Regions from separate parts of the Homo sapiens genome. Here region 1 is linked to region 2. Evidence: read pairs that join two places in POLR2A ChIA-PET (ENCODE). Cell type or tissue: MCF 10A. All regions are shown on one strand. Each heading gives the region's core, and the rest is flanking DNA. Links, peaks and the distances in the headings are about the cores only.

What was found. ChIA-PET counts read pairs that join two places held together with the same protein. Peaks named below come from ENCODE experiments on the same cell type or tissue, not always from the same donor. Only the 100,000 strongest peaks of a DNase experiment are listed, where the experiment ranks them.
Region 1: POLR2A ChIA-PET joins it to region 2 with 19 read pairs; 3 of 35 experiments call an interaction of 5 or more read pairs at or near these places.

Annotation. Positions count from the first base shown.
Region 1 is chr9:91,172,072-91,183,547 of GRCh38, forward strand. It overlaps LINC00484 (long intergenic non-protein coding RNA 484), which reads left to right. Exons shown (of 3, transcript NR_135306.1): 3 at 10,398-10,691. Among named protein-coding and RNA genes, the nearest start is that of LINC02937, 15 kb to the left of the region's middle. In MCF 10A, for the core only: no CTCF peak of the experiment used is centred there; a DNase peak (open chromatin) is centred at 6,180.
Region 2 is chr9:91,054,991-91,066,466 of GRCh38, forward strand. LOC100129316 (a long non-coding RNA gene) reads right to left here. Exons shown (of 4, transcript NR_033912.1): 4 at 8,304-11,476. Among named protein-coding and RNA genes, the nearest start is that of LINC00484, 58 kb to the right of the region's middle. In MCF 10A, for the core only: no CTCF peak of the experiment used is centred there; DNase peaks (open chromatin) are centred at 4,881, 5,671, 6,101 and 7,551.

The DNA.
Region 1 (11,476 bases), core at 1,532-9,531, 120 kb after region 2:
ACAGCATGGAACTGGTATAAACACACAAATCAATGGAGCAGAGTAGATAACACAGGAATAAAATCACATATTTATAGCCAACTGATCTTTGATAAAGTCAACAAGAACATATACTGGGGGAAGGACACTCTTTTTAGTAAATTGTGCTAGAAAAACTGGATTGTCATTTGCAGAAGAATGAAAGTGGATCGTATTCTCTCACCAGATAAAAAAAGTCAACTCAAGATGAATTAAATGTAAGATCTGAAACTATAAAAGTACTAAAAGAAAACCTAGGGAAAACTTCTCAACATTGGTCTAGGCAAAAAATTCATCACCAAGACCTCAAAAGCACAGGCAACAGAAACAAAAACAGACAAATGGGATTTAATTAAACTAAAAAGCTTCTGCACAGCAAAGGAAATAATCAGCTGAGTGAACAAACAACTAGTGAAATGGGAGAAAATATTTGCAAACTATGCATTTTGACAGGGACTGACAGTCAGAATTTATAAGAAACTCAAACAACTCAACAAAAAAACCTCAAATAATCCCATTAAAAAGTGGGCAAAGAACATGAATAGACATTTTTCAAAAGAAGACATACAAATGGCCAACAAACATAAGAAAGAATGCTCAAAATCATTAATCATCAGAGAAACGCAAATTAAAAACACAATGAAATATCATCTTACACCAGACAGAATGGCTATTATTAAAAAGACAAAAAATAACAGATGTTAGCAAGGATGCAGAGAAAAGGGAACTTATATACTATTGGTGGGAATGTAAATTAGTAAGTGCTCTATGGAAAACAGCATGGAGATTTCTCAAAGAACTGAAAATAGAACTACCATTCAATTCAGTAATCTCACTACTGGGATCTACTCAAAGGACAATAAATCATTGTATCAAAAAGACACCTGCACTCTTGTTTCTCTCAGCACTATTCACAATAGCAAAGATGTGGAATCAACCTAAGTATCCATCAGTAGATGACTGGATAAAGAAAATGTCATATATATATATATATATATATATATATATATATATATATGCACACACACACACACACACACACACACATATATATAATTGAATACTATTCAGCCATAAAATAATGAAATCATATCTTTTCCACCAACATGGATGGAGCTAGAGGCCATTACCTTAAATTAAATAAGTCAGACACAGACAAGTATCACATGTTCACACTTATAAGTGGAAGCTAAATAATGTGTACACATGGACACAGAATGTGGAATGATAGACAACAAACACTTGGAAGGGTGAGGATGTGTGAGGGGATGGATGCCAAAAAATTATTTAATGGGTATAATGTATGTTATTTAGGTGACAGATATCCTAGAAGCCTTGATTTCACCACTACACAATCTATGCCTGTAACAAAATTACACTTGCACCCCATAAATTTATACAAAAGGTAGTAATAAGGAGAACTGATAGCACTATTGAGTCTTCTTATCCAATTGAGATTTGGAACAATGCCTCTCCATGTATTCAGGTTTTTTTTTTGTTTTGGTTTTTTTTGACAAAGTTTTACTCTGTAACCTAGGCTGGAGTGCAGTGGTGCGATCTCAGTTCACTGCAACCTCTGTCTCGCAGGTTCAAGAGATTCTCCTGCCTCAGCCTCCCGAGTATTTGGCATTACAGGTGTGTGCCACCATGCCCCGCTAATTTTTGTATTTTTAGTAGAGATGGAGTTTCATCATGTTGGCCAAGCTGGTCTCGAACTCCTGACCTCAGGTGATCCGCCTGCCTTGGCCTCCCAAAGTGCTAGGATTACAGGCGTGAACCAGCATGCCCGGCCTGTACAGGTCTTTTAAAATGTCTCCCTTAATAATATTCTGCAGTTTTCTGTGAAAAGGACTTCTGCATCTTTTGTTAAATATTTAAAAATATTTTATTTGGTACTGTTGTAAATAAATTTTTTAAAATTTCATTTTCCAATTGTTTGCTGCTAGTATATATGTATGTATGCTATTGATTTTTGTATCCTGCAGACTTATACTAGTGGTTCTGTAGTTTCCTTGAGGTTTTCTATGTAAACAATCATGTTATGTTCAAATAGAGACAATTTTACTTCTTTCCCACCAATATTTATGCCTTTACATGTTTTTCTTGCTTCATTGCCATAGCTAGGTTCTCAGTACAATTAACCAGAAGAAGAGAGAGAGAGAGAGAGAGAGAGAGAGAGAGAGAATGCATGCACTTACTTCCTTATCCTTCTGATCCTAGAGAGAAAGTATTCAATATTTCAACAATAAGTATTGTATTGGGTTAGCTCCAGGTTTTTCACAGATGCCCTTTATCAGGTGGAAGAAGTCCCTTTCTCTGCTTAGTTTGTTGGAGAAAGAAACAATTCCACACTCATATTAAGAGATTTAACACTTCTCTTTCATCAGCTTATTGATCAGTTACAAAAATATCAGTAAACATTTGGAGGAAGTGAACATTATCATCAGTTACCTTTACCTAATTGCTATTTCTGTATCACTACACATTCTTTTCAAGTACACATAGAAAGTTCACTAAGACAAACTATATGCTGGGCCATAATACAAGTCCCCAAAATTTAAAAATATTTGAAATAGCACAAAGTAGGTTCACTGACTACAGCAGAATTAAATTAGAAATAATAACAGATCAAGGAAATACCCCAATATTTGGAAATTAACCTGCACACTTCTAAACAATGCACATTTCAAAAAAAAATCCCAAAGAATTTTAAAAATATTTCTAATTGACAGATATGTAAAAATACAATAAATATATCAAAATGTATGGGATGCGTTAAAGCAGTGTGAGGAGGAAAATTTACACTTTTAAAGGCTTATGTCAGAAAAGAGGAAACATGTGACCTCAGAGACGGAACAGTTCACCTCAAAAAGCTAAAAAAAGAAGAGCAAAGTAAACCCAAAGAAGACGGAAGGAGCAGAAGTCAACAAGAGAGAAAACAAATGTTAGAAAAAGATTACACAGCTTCCCTCGCTGTGATCTACTGAAAATCGCCCTCAACACAAGGGATTGTAAAGAAACAAAGTGAAAAAAAAAATCTTTTTTAAAAAAGAAAAAGATTACAAAGCTAAATCGTAGTTCTTTAAAAGCAACAAAATAAAGTCATAACTAGTTAATAAGAAAAAATTATTAATAGAGCACAAATGACAAATATCAGAAATGAAACACTGGTTACCACTTCAGATATTAAAAGAATAATAAGCTGATTTTGTGAACAACTTTATAGCAATCAATTTGGCAACTTAATGAACTGAACAAATTTCCTGAGAAGTACGATCTACCAAAATTTACACAAGATGAAAGGGAAAATATGAATAATCCTGTATCCATGAAAGAAATTGAATTTGTCATCATTAACCTTCCCACCAAGGAAACCAGCCCAGATTGTTTCACAAGTGAATTCCATCAAACGTTCAAAGACATAATAGCACCAAATGTACACAGACTCTTCCAGGAAATAGAGGAAGAGGGAACACATCCATGTTTCATGGGACCAGCATAACCTCGCATCAAAAGATAACAAAACATTAACCCCCTCCACTCCACTAAAAAGAACTTTTTTACAACACTAAAGTTAACAAATTAATACTTTTATGAGAGTTGCAAAGTGTATGCAGGCTCCATTGTGGAAGAAATGGCTCATTTAAGCCAATGAGAACCAAAATCAGCTCCCAACTTAATAATGTTAAACTCCATTCCACGATGTATTTTTAAGAGCTTGCCAAATTTGGTAATAAATTAATTTTTAAAAGGAAAGAAAAGCTAAATCTAGACAAAGAAACACAGAAAACCAAATTATCGGTTTGGAAGATATTCAAATATATTAACTAGGACCCTGGGAAAACCATGTATGTTGGGAAGGGATTTGTAGGTGAAGAAGGATGTAGAAAAATTCAAGAAGAGCCTGGTGATGTGGCTCACACCTGCAATTCCAGCACTTTGGGAGGCTAAAGCGGGAGGATCACTTGAGGTTGGGAGTTTGAGACCAGCCTGGCCAACATGGTGAAACTCTTGTCTCTACTAAAAATACAAAAATTAGCCAGGTGTGGTGACTCATGCCTGTAATCCCAGCTACTCGGGAGGCTGAGGCATAAGAATCGCTTGAATTCGGGAGGTGGAGGTTGCAGTGAGCCAGGAGGCAGAGGCTGCAGTGAGGCAAGATCGCACCACTGCACTCCAGCATGGGCAACAGACTGAGGCTTTGTCTCAAAAAAAGAAAAGAAAAATACAAGAAGGAAAATGGGCTTCTGCCATTTTCGGTGGCATGTTGTACAGAATTTGACAAGCATGTCCAGGTGAAATCTTTGAAGAAGGCACTGCAGTTTCTGTGTTGGCGGACGTCCTCATTTTTGTTTCCACCCTGTAGCTAAGTGGCCATCCTGCTCAGAATATCTGTGACAGTTGGATTAGGACATATTTAGTGATTAGGAATCAGCATGTTACATGGTGTATAAAAGTCAGGCCCAAGAAAGACTCTGACCACCTGAACATCGGCAAGCTCACGTGACGCCCAAGAGTCAAGACTGCGGAGCGGTGGACAGAAGAACTGCATCAGGAGCCCCTAAAAGGCTGGCTCACAGGGGCTGTAGAAGAGCCACCATGACAGTGTTCTGGCTGAAGATCAGGCTGCATGGTCTGACAAAGGACTTTCTGGCTGGCAGTTTGACAGCACCTGTGGTTTATTTAAAAAAATAATAATAATAACAGCCGGGTGTGGTGCCTCACACCTGTAATCCCAGCACTTTGGGAGGCCGAGGCAGATGGATCACCTGAGGTCAGGAGTTCGAGACCAGCCTGGCCAACATAGTGAAACCCCGTCTCTACAAAAATACAAAAATCAGCCAGGCGTGGTGGCGCACACCTGTAATCCCAGGTACTTGGGAGGCTGAGGCAGGAGAATTGCTTGAACCTGGGAGGTGGAGGTTGCAGTGAGCCAAGATTCCATCACTGCACTCCAGCCTGGGCGACAGAGGGGAGACTCTGTCTGTCAAACAAAAAGAACAATAAGAAGGTTGTTTATGGCTGAAATAGGAACACACAGAGAATCTAGGGTATGGGGCTGCCAGCTCTCTCCCAGTAGAGTCCGTGGACCAGGTCACTTGTGAGCTGCTGGTTTCTGCCCCATGATGAGATAACAGAGTGCAAGGAAGTGTACGTGTTCAGAACTCTCACGGCAATTTGACAGGACTGTGGCATCAAAGTGTGTGCCTGTGTTTCAGTAATCCATGTCCTCTGTGTTTTACAAAAGCACTGGCCCAAGACAGATTGGGGAAAAACTACAAAAAATTGCTCCTTCCCTACAGGCTGTTCCAGGACAGCAGCTCTGGAGTGTGGCTTGGCGGTCATTTCTGGGGGAAGCTGCAGACAATTAGCCACAGATGATACTTAGGGTCTCAGACCCCACAGTTGATGCTTAAAATAGATGTTAATGACTTCAGAGATGTCCCTAAGCTTATCTGATTCATACCCTCTCATTTCCAATGTGTTTTCTGAGGGAAAAAGAAGGGTTTTCGGTCAGTGTGCCAGGAGATCCAAAATCCAGGGCATCCCTGGGTAGCCTGACCTGCTGGGACAATGAAAAGGTGGAGAGAGGACTCCCAGGGACGGCAATGAGGAAACAGGGCTGCCACGGCCCACAGGCCTGGGTGTGATCTTGCTGCAGAGCCAGGAAGCTCCTTGCAGCGGTGAATGTGGTGGCGGTGCTGGCCGGGCACCGTGGCTGTGCCTGGCAGGCCTGCTGAGGGCACAGGGATTCATCGCGCTTGGCTCAGAAGCTTCGTTTTTCTGAGACAGCTCCCAGCTTCACTCAAACGTGGTTACCTACAGATGCAAACTGGAAACGATGCACTGTTTGTTCCCTTGCAATCTCTACGGTGAGCAGGCAGGAGCCCCAGCCAGAGTCCTGTGGTCACACACCCACTGGTGGTCAGGTAAATTTTCTGTTTCCCAGAAGGTTTTATTTTACAGAGTTAACAGACTGTGGCCTGCTTCCATTGCTCTGAAACACGCCAACTCCAGTTTCCCCACCTTTGTGAGGACGATCAAAAACCCAGAGAACGGCAGTGTTAAGATTTGATTTCATGATAAGCCCATCTTGTGGCAAGTTGAGTCTGGCTCTGGAAGGTGTGTTTGCCAGGAAACAAGCTGTGTATTATTTCTGTGGTTTGGCAAGGGAAACTCTGAGCTGGATGGATTTGGGAACCAGGGGAAACATAGCTCAGGCCATGAGAAGTCTGGATGAACAGGAAAACAGAGGAGGGGTCCCAGGTATTGCACAGCTCAGAGAGACAACGCCCCAGCGCCAGAACTCAGCAGCCAGCAGGGGTGTGGGCAGCACTGGGGTGTGGCTGGAAACTTCGGACACCACCCACACGGCCCACAGTGCCAAGCCCTGCTGCCTGGCCCTGCCCACAGAACCCCCCCATCCTTCTCAGCTGTGGGCTAAACACCCCCAGGATGGAAATGGCTGGGCTGTCCAGGGTGTGGAGTGAGCAGAGGCGCACAGGCAGCCTGCCTATGTGGGCCTGTGTTGGTGGGGCCCCACGTGTGGACATGCCCCGCCTGACACCAGGACTTGCCCGTGAGCCTCCCTCATCCCCAGCAGGCCTTGCTGGGACTCCTGTCTGGGGCTCAGTCCCGCTCTGGGGACATTTTAGGAGAGGCAGGTGAGTTCCTGCTGCTCCCAGGGGCCAGTCCCAGGGGACCTCATCTGTGACAGAGGATACCTCATTTATGACAGAAGACGAATTGTTGGGCACAGCCCAAGGCCTACGGAGAGCAAGGTAGGGTTGTGTCAGAGTTGCCCTGAAACCAACATCTTGTAGGTAAAGTTACTGAGGTTTGTCAAGTTGCACAGCATGGAGTAAGCCGCAGAGTGGAGGACAGGAGGTCACTCTGTGGTTCCCGGGCATCTCATACCACCTGGTGCCATCTGGAAACAAGTGTATTCACCTGCAGTGGGGAGACCCCGCCTCCCCTGCCTCAGAGCAGCCAGCCCCTTTGTCTGCCACCTGGAGGTGTCACAGGCCTTCAGAGGAGAGGGCTGTGGGGCTGCAGGGAGTCATCAGGGTGGACAAAGAGGTGCACTTGTGCAGATGTGGGCCTCATGGAGCCGAGAAGGGAAAGACTTCCCTGCAGATGACCATACAATGAGCAGGCAAGAAAGAGGACCGGAAGGCGTGAGCTGAACCCGCAGCTGGCTGAGGAGCCAACACACACGTTTCCGAGGGATCCAGGCTTAGGCTGGTGGCTCTTACGATCCCAACATCGGCTCCATTCGCCCCGGTCTGTTCATTCTACTTCCACCGAGATCATGTGCATCCCATCAGGGCATCCTCCCTTACCTTCTATGCCGCCAGTGCCCCACAGCACCCCCATGCTGTGTGCCCAAGCTCTGCACGGTTAGGTGGGGACACCCTTGCAACGCACAAGGTCGGCCTTCCCATCCCACCATTGCTGCCTGCCCTGTGTCCCTGGCTCCTGCCAACCTGGTGGGTTTGCAATTCCCCACAGGGACCCACACTTCCTGGAGAGAGTAGCCACACTCGGACCTGCCCAGTGCAGAGCCGGGCCAGGCTGGAAACAGGTCGGGGCTGACTCACTGGCCCAGAGTGGGCCACAGGTGCTGGGCACTGCTCTCTCTGCCTGCAAATCCTATCTTTTACACCCCTGCCCAGAGAAACATTCTGTGTCTCTCCACGTACCAGGATGACAGCGGCCCCCAAATATGTTCATATCCTAATCCCCAGAACCCGTGGGTGTGACCTTACATGGCAAACAGGACTCTGCAGATGTGATGAAGACCAGAATTATTTGGGGGAGGAGGGCAATGTAGTCACAAGGGTCCTCCTGAGACAGTCCGAGCAGAAGAGAGCAGGAGGTGACTCACTGATGAACACAGACTGCAGCGATGCGCTTTGAAGACAGAGGAAGGAGACAAGAGCCAAGGAATGCAGGTGGCCCCCAGAAGCAGAAAGACAGCAAAGAAATGGATTCTCCCCTAGAGCCTCCAGAAAGAACCAGCCCTGCCCACCTTTGACTTTAACCCAGTCAGATTGGTTTTAGACTTCTAGCATCCAGAACAGTAAGAGAACAAAGCTGTGCTGTTCTAAGCCACCGAGTCAGTGGTCACTTGTTACTCAAACATCACCCATCAGCACCCTGGGGAAGTGCGCCTGGCTGTCCGAATGAGCAGCCCTCTCTCCAGGACAGCCCTGCACCCGTGTTGGGCCTGTGTCTGAAACTCCCTAGCTGCACAGGCCTGGTGCCAGCTCCATGAGGCTGGGGTGCCACTGTGAGTGGCTCCATCACTCAGTCAGCCCTCGCCACAGGCCTGCAAATGGCCACTGCATGCTGGTGCTGTGGACATCCATGGCTTGGTTCCATTTCAGGGAAAAGCCCCTGAGGACTTGGGGAATGCTTTCCTCCCTCAGCCACGCTATTCAGCGACCCCACTGGTGACCTGTCCAGGCTGAGCCCCCCCAAACACGCTGGCCCAGTGACTGCTGCCACCCCCCTTGGCCGGCTGCTTGGTCCAGAGGCAAGAGTCTCGGCCAAGGACAAGGCATCACAGTCCTTTCCTGGTATATTTCAAATAGGAACTGGGAACCAAGGGCCAGTCCCATTAACTTGAGTAAGAGGCAGACACCAGCCGGCACAGAGTGGGTCCCACTGCCTGGGCCCTTCCTGCACCTCTGCTCGCTGCTCTGCCCCAGCCCGGGCTCAGCAGGGACCGGCCTGGAGACCAGCCCCAGAGCGGGACCTCAGTGCATGGGTGCCGGGGAACAGTGGGGGCCTGACAGGGCTCCTCAGACCTTCCCGTGGAGGAAGGCAGGAAGGTGGGCTTCCCAGGAGCCGTGGGCAGGCAGGCACCCTTGGGCTTCCTTTTTCCCATCTGTGTAAGGAACTGCTCTAGGGCCATGAGACACTCTCTGCTGATCCTGTCCCATGGTCCTAGGGGCACTGTCTGCCCACCCACCCTGAGTGGCCTTGGTCACAGCTGCAGTGGGACACCAAGTGGGTCCATAGCCATTATGGACTCCCACACGCAGCGGCCACCATATGCTGTGGGGTCCTCATCTCAGGTGCCCACATTCAGATAAGATTTGGGATAGACCATAAATTCCACAAGGACAGGGATTTTTAAAAATTTGTGTTTACTGATGCCACTCAAAAGCCTATAATCAGTATAAGCCTGACACAGACAGGTGCTCAGGAAACAATTTTTGAATGAATGACTAGATGCTGAATTATTTGCTTGGTAGGATGAGGATGGGCATTTCCAACATATTGCAACTGGAAACAGTGTTCCACGTTTAGAACTCCTCTTCGCCTCATGAGCTAATTTGGCACATTACTGGTCTGAGTGAGCTGTGGGTTGTCTGTACAGTTTTTGTTTGTAGCAAAGCTATAAAACAAACTGTGCAGGCCAAGAATAGATTGACATTGTTCACGATGGTGCTTACAGGCTGCGCAAGATGTATTAGAAGTCTTTGCATAAATAATAATTACAGAAATCCAAATTAATGAGAGAGCATTTCTCAATGATCCGATTGGTAGAGTCCAGCATCCACGTGCACTCCTGACCAGGACGTAGAGAGAGGCCCTCCAGGAGGTGTGCAAAGTGGCGTGGATTTGGGACAGCGATTTGACAGTATCTGAGAAAGTTAAAACTCTGCATCCCCAACACACAGCAAGCCCTGCAGCGGTAAGTCTGGGTCACAGTGAAGGCTCAGGACAACCCCAACCATCCAGGGAGGAACAGCTAATAAGAATGGCACCCTTGCTGGAAAGTGTATGGTTGCTGACTGGAAGAAATATCCATGACATGTTGTGATGTGTGTGCAGCTGCAGACCTCTACGTAGAGTAAGTACGTTATTGTTTGTGGAAAAAAGTATGTGTGTGTTCACAGGTATGTACATGTTTGTGTGTGTGTGCAAATGAGCACAAGCATTGACTTGTTGGAATGTGGGTGCATGGTGCGTGTGTTCCTGTTTGTGTCTATGCATGTGTGTGTGTGCATGTGTCTTTTGTAAGTACAGGAAGAAGTCAGGAGTCGTCATGGTAGTGAGGATAGCAGTACTGTGTCCTATCAGGGCCAGACACGGCACCTTTCAGATACTGTAGTCATGCACTTAATCCTCAACTGGGTTACCACTGTTATCTCCAATTCACAGATCAGGAAACTGAGGCAAGCGACCAACCTAAGTTGAATTCTGAAGTCAGGCAACTTGTGTCCAAAGTCCATGACCAGAATCTTTCTGTTTTGCCGCCATGCTCAAAATAGGAAAGGCAAGGTGAAGCGTGCTGTTAAACATTGTTAACTGGTGGGCACTATGGGTGTTTTTTACTTTTTTCTTTTTGTATTTTTATCTTTCAGGCGATTACTTTAAAACATGAAAGAAATTGCACCTTTTCCTTAAGGGCAAGATGGTGCTGTGGGCTTTCCTCTCTCCTGATGAGATGATGCAAATGGACTCCATAGAGAAACGCTGCCCGTGTAACAATGCAGTTACGCAACCCGGTGCATGACACATGAATTGCAGCGCACCTGAGATCCTGATGAAATCCTGGGAGCCTGGAGCTGTCAAACATGGTTTTAAAAAATAAAGGGAATACACCCAGCCCACACCCTGACTTTACAACCTTTAATTAATTAGAGGAAAGAAAGAGAGATTTGTCTGGTTTCATGACTTCAACTTTCCACCTGGAATATGAAGCTCCTGCTCTTCCCACCTCCTTTTCTTCTCTCTCTCTCTCTCAGGTTTTTAAATTTCTATTTCCAGTTCTGCCACCAAAAATAGATTGCAAATATATTCTGCATAATTCCGAGGCTACACTATAAATGTTGGAGTGCTACTACTTGTATAATAGTCACAAATGAACGCACGAGTGGGCACAGACCGCCACTCTGCCTCCCTCCTGCTCCTGCACCAGCCAATAGTGTCTGAAGTCAGACCCATCCCATCTTCCTGTCCAGCTGTTTAGTCTCAAATTGTACATTTATTTCATTAATAGATCAGTCTAAGATGTTCATCTCATGTAACAAAGGGGCATCTTTTTTTCTTGGGAGCCTGGCTGGTTTGTTGGTGGAAAGGCAGGGCTCAGGGGCCGTCGATGTTTAACTTAAGCCTCCTGTACTTTCACATTCTGGGACCCAGCACCTTCTTGTCTATAGTTAGCTTTTTGAAAAGTGCTATTTGATTACAATTTAAGGCTGGGCGCCGTGGCTCACGCCTGTAATCCCAGCACTTTGGGAGGCCAAGGCAGGCGGATCACCTGAGGTAGGGAATTCGAGACCAACCTGACCAATATGGAGAAACCCCCATCTCTACTAAAAGTACAAAATTAACCGGGCATAGTGGTGCATGCCTGTGATTCCAGCTACTTGGGAGGCTGAGGCACAAGAATCGCTTGAACTCGGGAGGCGGAGATTGCGGTGAGCCGAGATCACACCAT
Region 2 (11,476 bases), core at 2,156-10,155:
CTAAAATAAAAGTTTTTTTGAAAAAAAAAAAAAAGAAAACAGTTCACGTTACATAGACCTCACTACAATTTATTGACACATTCTCCTGTATATGTATGTTTAAATTGTTTATGCATTTTCTACTATTATAATCTACCTTGTTATGAACATTCTAGAGCATGACTCTCTGGGCATCTGTTTGAGTTTCTCTAGGTTTTCACCTGGCAGTGGAATTCTCAGTAAGGGATGCATGTCCAACCAGATATTGCCAAATTGCCTATCACCATGGTCTTCTAATTCACCCTCCTACTCTCAAAGTCAGATAGTTCCTGACTCCCTATGTCCCCACCCATATATATTACTGCCAACTTTTACTTTTTCCAATCTACTTGCTATTTCAAATTTTCATCTTCCTGATTACCAGTGACAGCGAGCAGATTTTCACGTTTATTGGTCTTTGGGGATATGTCTCCTGTGAATTGCCTATATTCTTTTGCCCATTCTTCAATTGAATTGTTGGTTTTTTCTTAGAAATTGAAAGAGTTCTTTATATATCTTAGATGCTAATTATTGGTCAGTTATATGTTTGCAAATATCTCCTGGACTAAAACTTGTATTTCCATTGAGGTTGTTTGTTTGTTTGTTTGTTTGTTTTTAGAGATGGGGTCTCACTTTGACATTCAAGCTGGAATACAGTGGCATGATCACAGCTCACTGCAGCCTTGAATGCCTGGGATCAAGTGGACCTCCCACCTCAGTCTCCTGACATGCTGAGATTACAGGTGTGAGCCATCCTGCCCAGCCCTCCACCTTTTTCATATTGTATTTTATGCCTGTTTTTACCTCTAATATAGCCAAATGAATAAAGTTTTTGTTTTATCATTTTGCCTTTTGAGTTTTGGGAAATACTTGTCAATTCTAGATTATAAATACCTTCTCCTATATATAGACTTCGAATTTTTTTCATTTCATTTTTCACTTTTAGTTCTTTAATCCACCTTATGTTTGGTGGTGGTGTAAGGGGAAAATCTAATTGTTTTTCCAACACTTCCCTCAGCAGTACTGACTAAGCTGTTCGTCATGTTCTCATTGATTCATAAGGACACCTCTGTCCTGTTAATTTTCCACGTATGTACTAGTCTATTTTTAAGTTTTCTATTGTGTTCCTCTGATCTATTTTTTAAAGAAGTCCAAACACATGGTAAGCAAATCTTCCCACCTTGATCAGTCCTGATTATTCTTTACCATTTCTTCTTCCATGTGAGTTTTTGATTAGCTTGTTACATTTCCAAAAGTTATTTGTTGGACATTGTTTGAAGTTTCAATGAATTCTTGGAAAAATTTGAGGAAATGGACGTCTTTGTGCTGTGAGTCTCTTCATCCATGAACATCTTCATTGCCTCATCTATTTTTTGTGTACTCCTCTTATGTAATCCAATAACATTTTGAAATTTTCTTCATAAATACCTTTCATGGCTTTTGTTAGCTATATTCCTAGTTACTATATTTTTTTGTTGCCACTATAAATGGTATGTTTCTTAAATTGCATTTTATGTTATCTGCTGCAATGGATAGCACATTGATTTTCATATATATTACACATATCCAGCGAGATAGCTAAACATCCTCACTGATTCTATACATTCGTCTGTAGATACCCTTGGATTTTCTATGTAAACAATCTTACCAACTACGGATCATTTCAGTTTTGCTTCCCCTTTGGAAATTCTTATACTTATTTCCTTTTAATATCTTATGACAGTAGCTCAGTAAAATATTGGATAAAAAGAATGATAGCAGACATTCATAGTTTTTTTGACTTTAAAGAGATTTGTGCAATGTTTCACCATTTACGCTGCTGGCTGTACATTTATTTGGTAGGTGCTTTCTACCAGGTTAAAACCCTTTGTTTCTCTTCCCCATTTTCTATAAGTTTGTATTATAAATAGATGTAGAATTTTAAACTGTTAATGTGGTGAATTACACTGATAAATTTTCAAATGTAAAGCCAGTAATACATTCCTTAAATAACTTAGATTTGTCATGATCTGTTTATGTTTACAAATTGCTGGACTCTGCTAGTATCTATTAGGATTTTCATGCCTGGGTTTCTAAGGAAGGTGACCTTCCCTTTCCTGTCTGCTTTGTATAAAAAATAAAGTAGCCTCAGAAAATGAGTCAGAGAGCAGGCCCTCCTTTCTATTCTCTGAAACATTCTGTATGATATTGGGATAACTGTTATTTGAATGTTTGGTAGAATTCTCTTATGAAAACATCTGGTCCTAGCATTTTGTGTATGATATTAACCAGAGCAGATTTTTAACCCATTTCTTTAATGGTTAAAATATATTCAGGTTAGTTTTTTTTTTAGTTTTGCTGAGTTACATTTTTGGAGGTGATTAGTCTTCTCTCTGTGTTTTTGTAGTTTTTGTTGCTGCTGTTGTTCTTATTGCTGTCTTACTTTTAGTCTCTGTCTCTCATGCTGTGCCTTTGGTTATTCCTAGAGTGGTTTATTTGTGCCTTCTCAATTTGGGTTCTTTTCCCCCCTTGCAATCTATGTTGACTAAATTTGTCTATTTTATTTGTTGTCTTAAAGAACCAGCTGTTGGATTTGTTGACTCTCTCTATTTCATACTTGTTTTCTATTTCATCCATTTTCCTCTTATTTCTTGTGCCTTCATCCTTCTATATTCTGTAGTTTTACTTGGTTTTTAAAATTTTATGTCTTCCTGAGTTTTCTGCTTTGCTATTAAGTTTGAACATTTCTTCTTCTCCGAAATAAATATGTATTTTCTTCCAAATACCAGTTTAGCTGCATTCCTGATATGGTTTGCATCTGTGTCCCCACCCAAATCTCATGTTCAGTTGTAATCCCCATTGCTGGAGGTGGGGCCTGGTGGGAGGTGATTTGATCATGGGAGTGGTCCTTCATGAATGGTTTAGTGCCATCCCCTCAGTGCTGTTCTCGTGATAGTGAGTAAGTTATTGTGAGGTCTGGTTGTTTAAAGGTGTGTAACACCTCTCCTGTCTCTCTCTTCCTCCTGCTCCAGCCACATGAAGTGCTGGATCCTCACCTCACCTTCTGCCATGTTTGTAAGTTTCCTGAGGTCTCCCCAGAAGCCTGGCAGATGCCAGCATCACGCTTTCTGTACAGGCCGTGGAACTGTGAGCCAATTAAACTCCTTTTCTTTATAAATTACCCAGTCTCAGGTATTTCTTTATAGCAATGCAGGAACAAACTAATTCCAAAGTTTTAAAATATAATGTTTTATCACTCCATTCTAAATATATGTATGCATATATATGCATATGTACATACTAAGTGATTTTTTAACTTAAGTTCATTATAATCAGAAAAATTGAGTCTGTGTAACTACTAACTTTTTGTTTAATAAATACTTGTTTTCTGGTTAGGACATGGTTAATTGCCACAAATATTCCATGTCTGCTGCTTGAACACAATGTACGTATTTTTTAGTTGGCCTTTAGATCAGTCTGTGTCTATTCCGTAGTTTCTCTCATCCACAGAGTTGTTCACTAGCAATTAACCTCTATCTGAGAGTTCTAGTTTCTGAAATTCTTGGCTATGCCTGCTCAATCCCGTAACTGAGAAGATGCTGAGTTCCACATATATCCACAAATGTTTCTTTGAGATTGTCTTCTAAAATTAAATTTTTCTGTGGGACTTTCATTGGGTATTAACAAAATTCCTCCTTTAAACCACCATTCCCTTTCCGTCCAACCCAGATTGTCTGCAGAAGTGTTCTGGACATTCTTGAACTTTCCATTCTTCTCACAGGACCCAAACAATAGGGAGTGGGTTTTTTGTCAGAAGTTTTTTTTTTTTAAAGCCTTGCTAAGGCGAGGGAACTGAGACCCAAGGTAAGTTACAAGACATAGGAAGATCCCAGAGACAGATCTGCACTCCAGAGCCAGTACTGCCATAGGGAGAGCAAGGGTGAGTGGTGCTAGGACCATTGCCAGGGTTTGTTAGTTTGTTTGTTTTGAGATGGGGTCTCCTTCTATTGCTCTGTCGTCCAGGCTGGAATGGAGTGGCACAATCTTGGCTCACTGCAGCCTCTGCCTCCTGGGTTCCAGCAATTCTCCTGCCTCAGCCTCCTGGGTAGCTGGTATTACAGGCATAAGCCATCACACCTAACTAATTTTTGAATTTTTAGTAGAGACGGGGTTTCACCATGTTGGCCAGGCTGGTCTCGAACTCCTGGCCTCAGGTAAGCCACCCACCTCAGCCTCTCAAAGTGCTAGGATTACAGGCATAAGCCACCGCACCGAGCTGCCAGGATTGTTTTAAAATATTTAAGGTCTAACAGTGACACGGGCATGAGATACTCGGAGAATTTTCAGGGTAATTGTTTTATAACTCTACTGAACACCTGTAAAATGCAAATGAATAACAGACATCTGAAAATAATCTTTCCTCTCAATAATAATGATAATGTAGCTACAAAATAATAATGTATCTACAAAACTTTAAATTAAGATTTAATTTGAACAATGAAAACAACAATGAGATAGCATTTTTTACCTCTTAGATCAGCAAAGAGTATAAAGTGGTAACATTTGTGGCTTTACAAGGGCAGAAAACAAGCTGGTGGAACTATAAAAATGGTGTGTCTTAGAAAAAAAAAGTTGGCAAAACTCAATAACTCCCATTCTAGGACATCTACCTTAAGTAAAAGCCATACCCTCATACAGGCAGAATGTTATCATTGCCCAGGCACATCCTGTTCTCTTCTGTGTTGGGTATATAGAAAAATACAAACCCCCCTCCTTCACAGGTAGATGGGGCCAGGTGACTGGCATGGGCCAATGGGCTGTGGGTGGAAAGGAAGCGTTTCCTACATGGTAAGCCTGGCACTTGTGAGTTCCCATTGACTCTGGGCTCTCTGTGCCAATTCTAGAGGGAGGATGGCAATGCTGGCACTTCTTCAGCCTGGTCACCGACTAACTATGCAAAATACAGCTAATAACAAACAGCCCCAAAGTCTCAGTGGCTTAACACAACAAAGCTTTATTTCTTGTTCTCTTACAAAGGATGTGAACAAGATGTCCAACAAAGGATGTTTATCAGCTTAAGCCTAGAAGATCCTAACAACTACACAGAGATTTATATCAAATGAGATTCATTGTAGCATTACTTATAACAGTATAATTTTAACAACACTCTAAATGTCAAAACATAAGAGATGACCAAATAAGTTATGACCCATGGTATAATACTATAATAAATATCTTACAAAAAATAGAAGTGATATGTTGAAGATATCTAGCAGCAATGGAGAAATTCTCACAATAAAATACTGAGGAAAAAAGGCAGAATATTAAACAATTCATACAGTAAAATCACATTATTTATTTATTTAAAACAATTGACTAAATGCAAAGGAAAAATAAAGCCCAAACACCTCAGCATTAGTAATGATCATGGTAGTGAAGCAACACAAGATTAGTGATCAAAAGGCTGAAGGTGGCTGTCAGGGAGTTTGTAAAATGAAGTATTGATGATGAGCTTGAATGATGCTATTTCATGTTAATATAGAAAAAAATAAGTAAAGACTATTTTCCCAAACCATGCAAGCAGCAAGTGGGAATGAGTCATGACTGGTTATGGGGAATTTTTTCATTGAGCAAGCATACCCACGACTTTCAAAATCGTAGCATGGGGCATTGGGCCAATGTGTTTGTTTATTTTCCTTTGTTTTCTCTGACAGCAACCCTAATCTCAGGTTACAGTTTGGCTGGCCATAGTTAAAGGGAAATAGAGATGAAGTGATGAAACATGCAGGGGGATTCAAAGAGCATTCTCGTGGCTTGCTAACCTTAAAATCAAGTGTTGAGGTGTGGATTATTAGATATGCCATATAACAGCACAGACAACTTGAACTTGCCATCCTCAGAGGTTTGAGAAATACGCCAAACCATCTGACTGCCCATAAACATTGTGTACTTAGGAAGGGTGTTGGCTTGCAGAAAAAAATAGGAATGTTTTGAAATTATCAGGGCCCATTCCAGGAAAAAACAGGGGAGTGGAGGATCACTGTGGTTTCAGAAATGGCCATCGGACTGATCAAAGAACTTTCACATCTCAGCAACAAATAGAGTTCCAACAAATCCAACTGTTTCTTCTCTGGGGAAGTCCTTCAGGCTAAGGACTTCCTTTCTCGTCTTTGTGGGTTTTTCCAGAGGCGATCACGTGAAAGTTCATGTCTCAGCACAGTTTGGGCTGGAATGACTCCCATATAGATGCTGATAAACCTTTTTCCAGAGGCTACAAATTCTGTTGTGTGACATCCACAGCTCCTGAATGTCACCAACTAGGAGGTTACTCAGATTCTCTTCCACTGCAGGAGTGACAATTGATAACTCACTGTGAGTGCAAAGTAATACTGCTAATTTTTAAGACAAGGATGACAATGTTTTATAGGATAACTCCCTGAGGATATTTGAGAGAGGAGTAAGCAAAAAGAATTGAGGAGTATAAGGAGCCAGTTGGAATCATTTTTTAGACTCAGGACATAGCAAATTAATCATTTGGAGCATCTGTCATTTGTTATTCATTTAGCAAATTTTTATGTAGCACCTACTGTGTGCATTGTTCTGGCCACTGGCAACAATGTGGATCCTACATCCATAAAAGCTACCATCTAACAGAGGATGTGGATATTTACAAACTAGAGTAATGAAAGAGGAAGTTATTGGGGGATCTGGGCAAGGAGGCAACCTTGAGCTGAACCCTTAAGGAGCAAGAGCAAAAAGCAACTCTAGAAGTCTGTGGACATGGGCTCAAACAGTCTGTCCCTGGTTCGTGGAAGAAGTTGATGGGTTGTGAACAGGTTACTTAGGAACTAGGAAGTCAATGTTAGAATATCGCTAAGATGGGCAATACTTCAGAGATTCCCCACAGAAGCTCAGAGGGAGTCTTAGGGGAAACCTCGCTCTGCCTCACGTTCATTAGCTAATTCTTCTAATCCACTCAGTTGAGTGGTGGTTTCTATCAAGTGTGTCAGTTTGGTCCTTTGGAAAGCAGACACCAAGACAGAGTTTGAAGTGCAAAAGATTTATTGGAAGTAACACCTAAGATATGCGGAGAGAAAGCAAGATATCCAGAGAAAGAAAACCTTCACACCATGGTGCAGGCTGACACCTCTAACAGGTGAGAGTGAAGGAAAAAAGATGGGGTAGGAGAGCCTCAGCTGGTGGTGCAGCCAAGAGAAAGTCTTCGCCAGGCCCACAGGAAGCTCCAGCACAGAGAGAACATAGAGAAGCCCTACAGTGGGCAGAGATGTCCAGGCCTTGTTGCCCTGTCATCTTCAGGCATTGGTTGAGGGCTGCCTAAGAAAAATACAGCCTCAGCTTAAATGCTGCAAGGGCTCCTGAAGGTGTCACAGCTGGAGGCTGTCAGCTACGTGTGCTCCTCACAGCCCAACAGCATGTCTTTCCTGAAGGAAGAGCCAAATGTCATTTATCCATGGCTGCAACACACAGCCACATGGCTTGGTAGCAGTAGAGGTGAGACTAGGCCATCACTTGCACAATTTCAGGGAGGAGCTAATTCAGGAAAACACATTGGAGATATTTTTACCTTTCGTCTATAGCTGTCTGCTTAGGAACAAAAGGAAAGGCAGTTTCTTGCATGACTCAGCTTTTAGCTTAATTTTTCCCTTTGACAGAGTAATTGGGGTCCCAAGTTTTTATTTTCCTTTCACACCTGCTTACAGAAACTTTGGGTTCCCTGAGTTCAGGCTTCCTCTCCTGCGGTCGATGCACATGCAGGCATCACCTGACCCTCTTCACATTGCCCTGGGGGATCTGGGGCTCAGGGAACCAGCACAAAAGTGCAGCTACCTTGGCTACTCTTACTGCTGTCAGTAAAAAACTGTCCTTTGTCTCTGACCCAGGAATCTCCTATCTTCTGCCAGCACCAGTGAAAATGATTGCTAGCTTGCAAGAAGGGTAAAATCTCAGAGCCTTCACGGTTCTTTCAAATTCAAACGTACTGGGAGAGAAAACATGCACGTATAAGAATACCAAGATGGAGAAGACGCAATAAGCTTCTCAGCAAGATAACCAGAGTATAAATGGGGTAGGAAAATTTCTGTCCCTAAGGAGACCAGGTTCCAAGAAGCGGGGGCCACCCCCACTGGACCTCTCTCCCTCTTCCAGGTTCAAGTCCCCACTTCCCAAGTCAGAGTGAGAGAAATAATAAGATGGGGGAAGCAATGACTGCCTTGACGACCTGGCTATAAATAGCCAATATTTATGTTAAATAATAAGAGTGAAAATAAATAGCTGTCACAGGATCTCATTTCTGGAGTTATTTATAGGCTTCATATGACAACCTAATGAGATGGATCACATTTTAATGCTGCGAAGCTTTTGGTCATAAGATAGTCTATCACAAAGGTCAACATTTCCCTGGAGGGAATCTGGCACCTCAGGAACCAGCAGAGCACGGGTGGTTCTTAATAAGCACTTCTGGGTGCTCTTACGGAGCCCAATTTCCAAAACATCAGTGGAAGATGAACCAAGGAACGCATCCGGCACCCCCACTTAGCAGCAGCCGCTACCCAGTGGCCCTGCCATGGGATATCAGTTCTCCATGCTGATACAGGGCAGTCCCTGTGGGCGGTGCAGCCCACAGATCCTCCACAGTATCACTCTAGCAGGTTCTAGGGTGATTTTTTTCACACTTGGTTTTTAGCATTGGTGTGCCAAGGATTCCATCATGAAGTTCCAATCGGGAAGTGCTGAAGCCAGCAGTCCTTCCTCGCAGACACGCTCCTCCCCGCAGCATCTCCCACAGCACTGACTGCTCTTCCGCTGGCCTATCTGCTGGAGGCACGGGTCCCTCAGTCTAATCCTTCCAAATTGCTTTTCTATTCCCTAAAATGGGCCCTGGGGTGGAGGGGTAAAGTAAGGGTCTACACTGAAAAGGCCTCTTCTTGCAGTTGTGTGGAGGAAGGACCGCCTTCGGAAGAGGCTAGGAATCTTAGTAACCAGTACTTGGCCCCCAAAAGCAGAAAAGCAAGTAACAACAACATTTGCCTAACTCTTAATAATGTATCATGTTTTTCATAGGCTTGCCTTTTAACAAATATCATGTATTTTAGACACTTGTTAATTAATTTTTTAAATTGTTAGATAATTGTAGATTCACATGCAGTTACTTTTACCCAGTTTTCCCAGTGGTAACATCTTGGCAAAACTAGAATACGATTTCACCGCCAGGTATTGACATTGATGCAACCCATGTGTCATGTTCAGATTGCCCAGTTATATATGCACAAGGACTCATCTGTGTGTATGTGTTTGTGTGTGTGTGTTCGTGTGTGTGTGTGTGTTTAGTTCTATACGATCTTCTCACATATACATTGGTGTATTCACCCCCACAGTCAAGATACCAAACATACTGAACATTTTCATCACCCAAAGGATCCCTCCTGCTGTCCTTTCATGGCCACATCCACCACTGCCCTCCCCGACAATTAACTTAGTAATATTTTATTTTAGGAATAATAAAGTATTGGTGAGCTGTAAACTGGTACAGCCACTCCGAAAAACAGTTTAGTCATTTCTCATAAAACTAAATATGCAACGCCCGTACAGTTGTGTTCTTGAGCATTTATCCCGGAGAAATGAAAACTTACATTCACACAAAAACTTGCACCATGAATGTTCATGGCAGCTTTATTTGTAGTAGTCAAAAATGTGTAATCGTCAACCCAGATGTCCTTCAGCTCACAGGTGAATGGTTAAACACTGTGTGCACACCCAGACTGTGGAACACCACTCAGCCATTAGACGGAATGGACTGTTGATACATAAAACTTGGATGAATCTCCAGAGAATTATGCTGAGTGAAAAAAGCCAATCCCAAAAGGTTCCACACTGTATGATGCCATTTACACATCATTCTTGAAGTGACAATATTTTGGAAATGGACAGACTGCTTTCAAGTGCTCCTTATCACGGCCTTGGGGCAGGAGGCAGCATTTGCTGGTATGGTGATCAGTAGTGAACCCATAATGAAGGCTGGGTCAACAAAAGCATTGCATTTGCCCCCTTAGCCTGTTTCCTCCCCATCACTCATTTGTATCTGCCCTGGGTAAAACACTCAATGGCACACAAAGAAATCTGAGATCCAGCCACGGCAGTTAGTATTACATGATGAACCTGGGTCACACATGATGTAACTGGGATTATCTTTCCAGAACCCTCTTCCATGTAGAGAGTTGGCCAAAAGAGGGGTTCTGCCTGAGATTTGCAAAATGGAAGTGAAGCAGCAGCTTGTACCCTGAAGGTTGTCATGGCCTCTACAGTGACAAGCAAACACAGAGCTGCCCTCCCTCCTCTGGGCCTGACCCTTCCCACTGACCACAAGAGGCCCCAGGCCCAGCAGCAGACATTGAGCCTGGACTTTATGCTAGAGGTGGTGGCAGTCCATAGACCCCACCTACTCCCCTTTGTGCCCCATGGCCCATGCTCTGACTTGCCTTTCTTGCCACAGGCCAGGGATTCAGGAAGGCTGGTTGATGCCTTTTCTCAGATTCTCCAACACCCCTTGTACTTTTCTGCCCAGCTCCCCCATGGTCCTGCAGGGTCTAACCACTGGAAAGAATCCCTCATCTGCACCATGCATCTTGCTTCTGCTCTCCTGCTGGGACCCTGCCCTGCAAAGCTCACCAGGAAGATAGCTCCCCACAACAGCCAGCAGTCCACAGAACCATGGCGGGACAGGAGGCATGAACTCCAGGAATCACCAGGGCTGACCTTCTGGCAGAGAGGAGACAAGTTCCGATTGGAAGTGAGGAGGAGTTCTGAGTAGGGGCAAGGAGGGAATAACATACAGGGTTTGAGACTATTTTATTCACCCGTTCACTCAGCAGACTTTCCTGGGACCTGCTGTGTCCCTGCTCACACCAAGTCCTCACCCTCTGGTGGGGTCAGGAGTCAAGAGATGGTGCTGGGCCAGGCTGGCACCAAAGGCTGGCTTCCCACCACCAGGAGCTCAGATCCGGACAATCCCCAGGGAATGTTTGAACCACGGCCCAAGTCATTGGAACCCAGAATGACTGCCAAGACACACTCATGGCATAATTTGCCCAGGGGCTTGGGCTTCCCACCTGCAGATGGAATATTTTCGGGAAACTGCACAGGAGGCTCGAAGGCCTGCCAACAAGTAATGCAAACCATCTAATCAGCCCACTGTGATGTCGGCACCCACTAGGAACCAAAATATATAACCAGAGTCATGGAGGTAAATTTCAGAAGACAATTCGGCCATCTCAGAAACAAGAAAGCCCCACAGGTAAGTAACTGTGAATGCAGGCTGCAGCTGGACCGTTGCGGCAGCCAGGGAAAGAGTTGTGGGAAGGAGTCATCAGGATGAGATAGAGAAGACAGCTGGAGACGGCAAGAAGTCAGCTGAACAGCTGAGATGGGCGAACAAGGAGCCACCGTTTACTGCAGCTCTGCT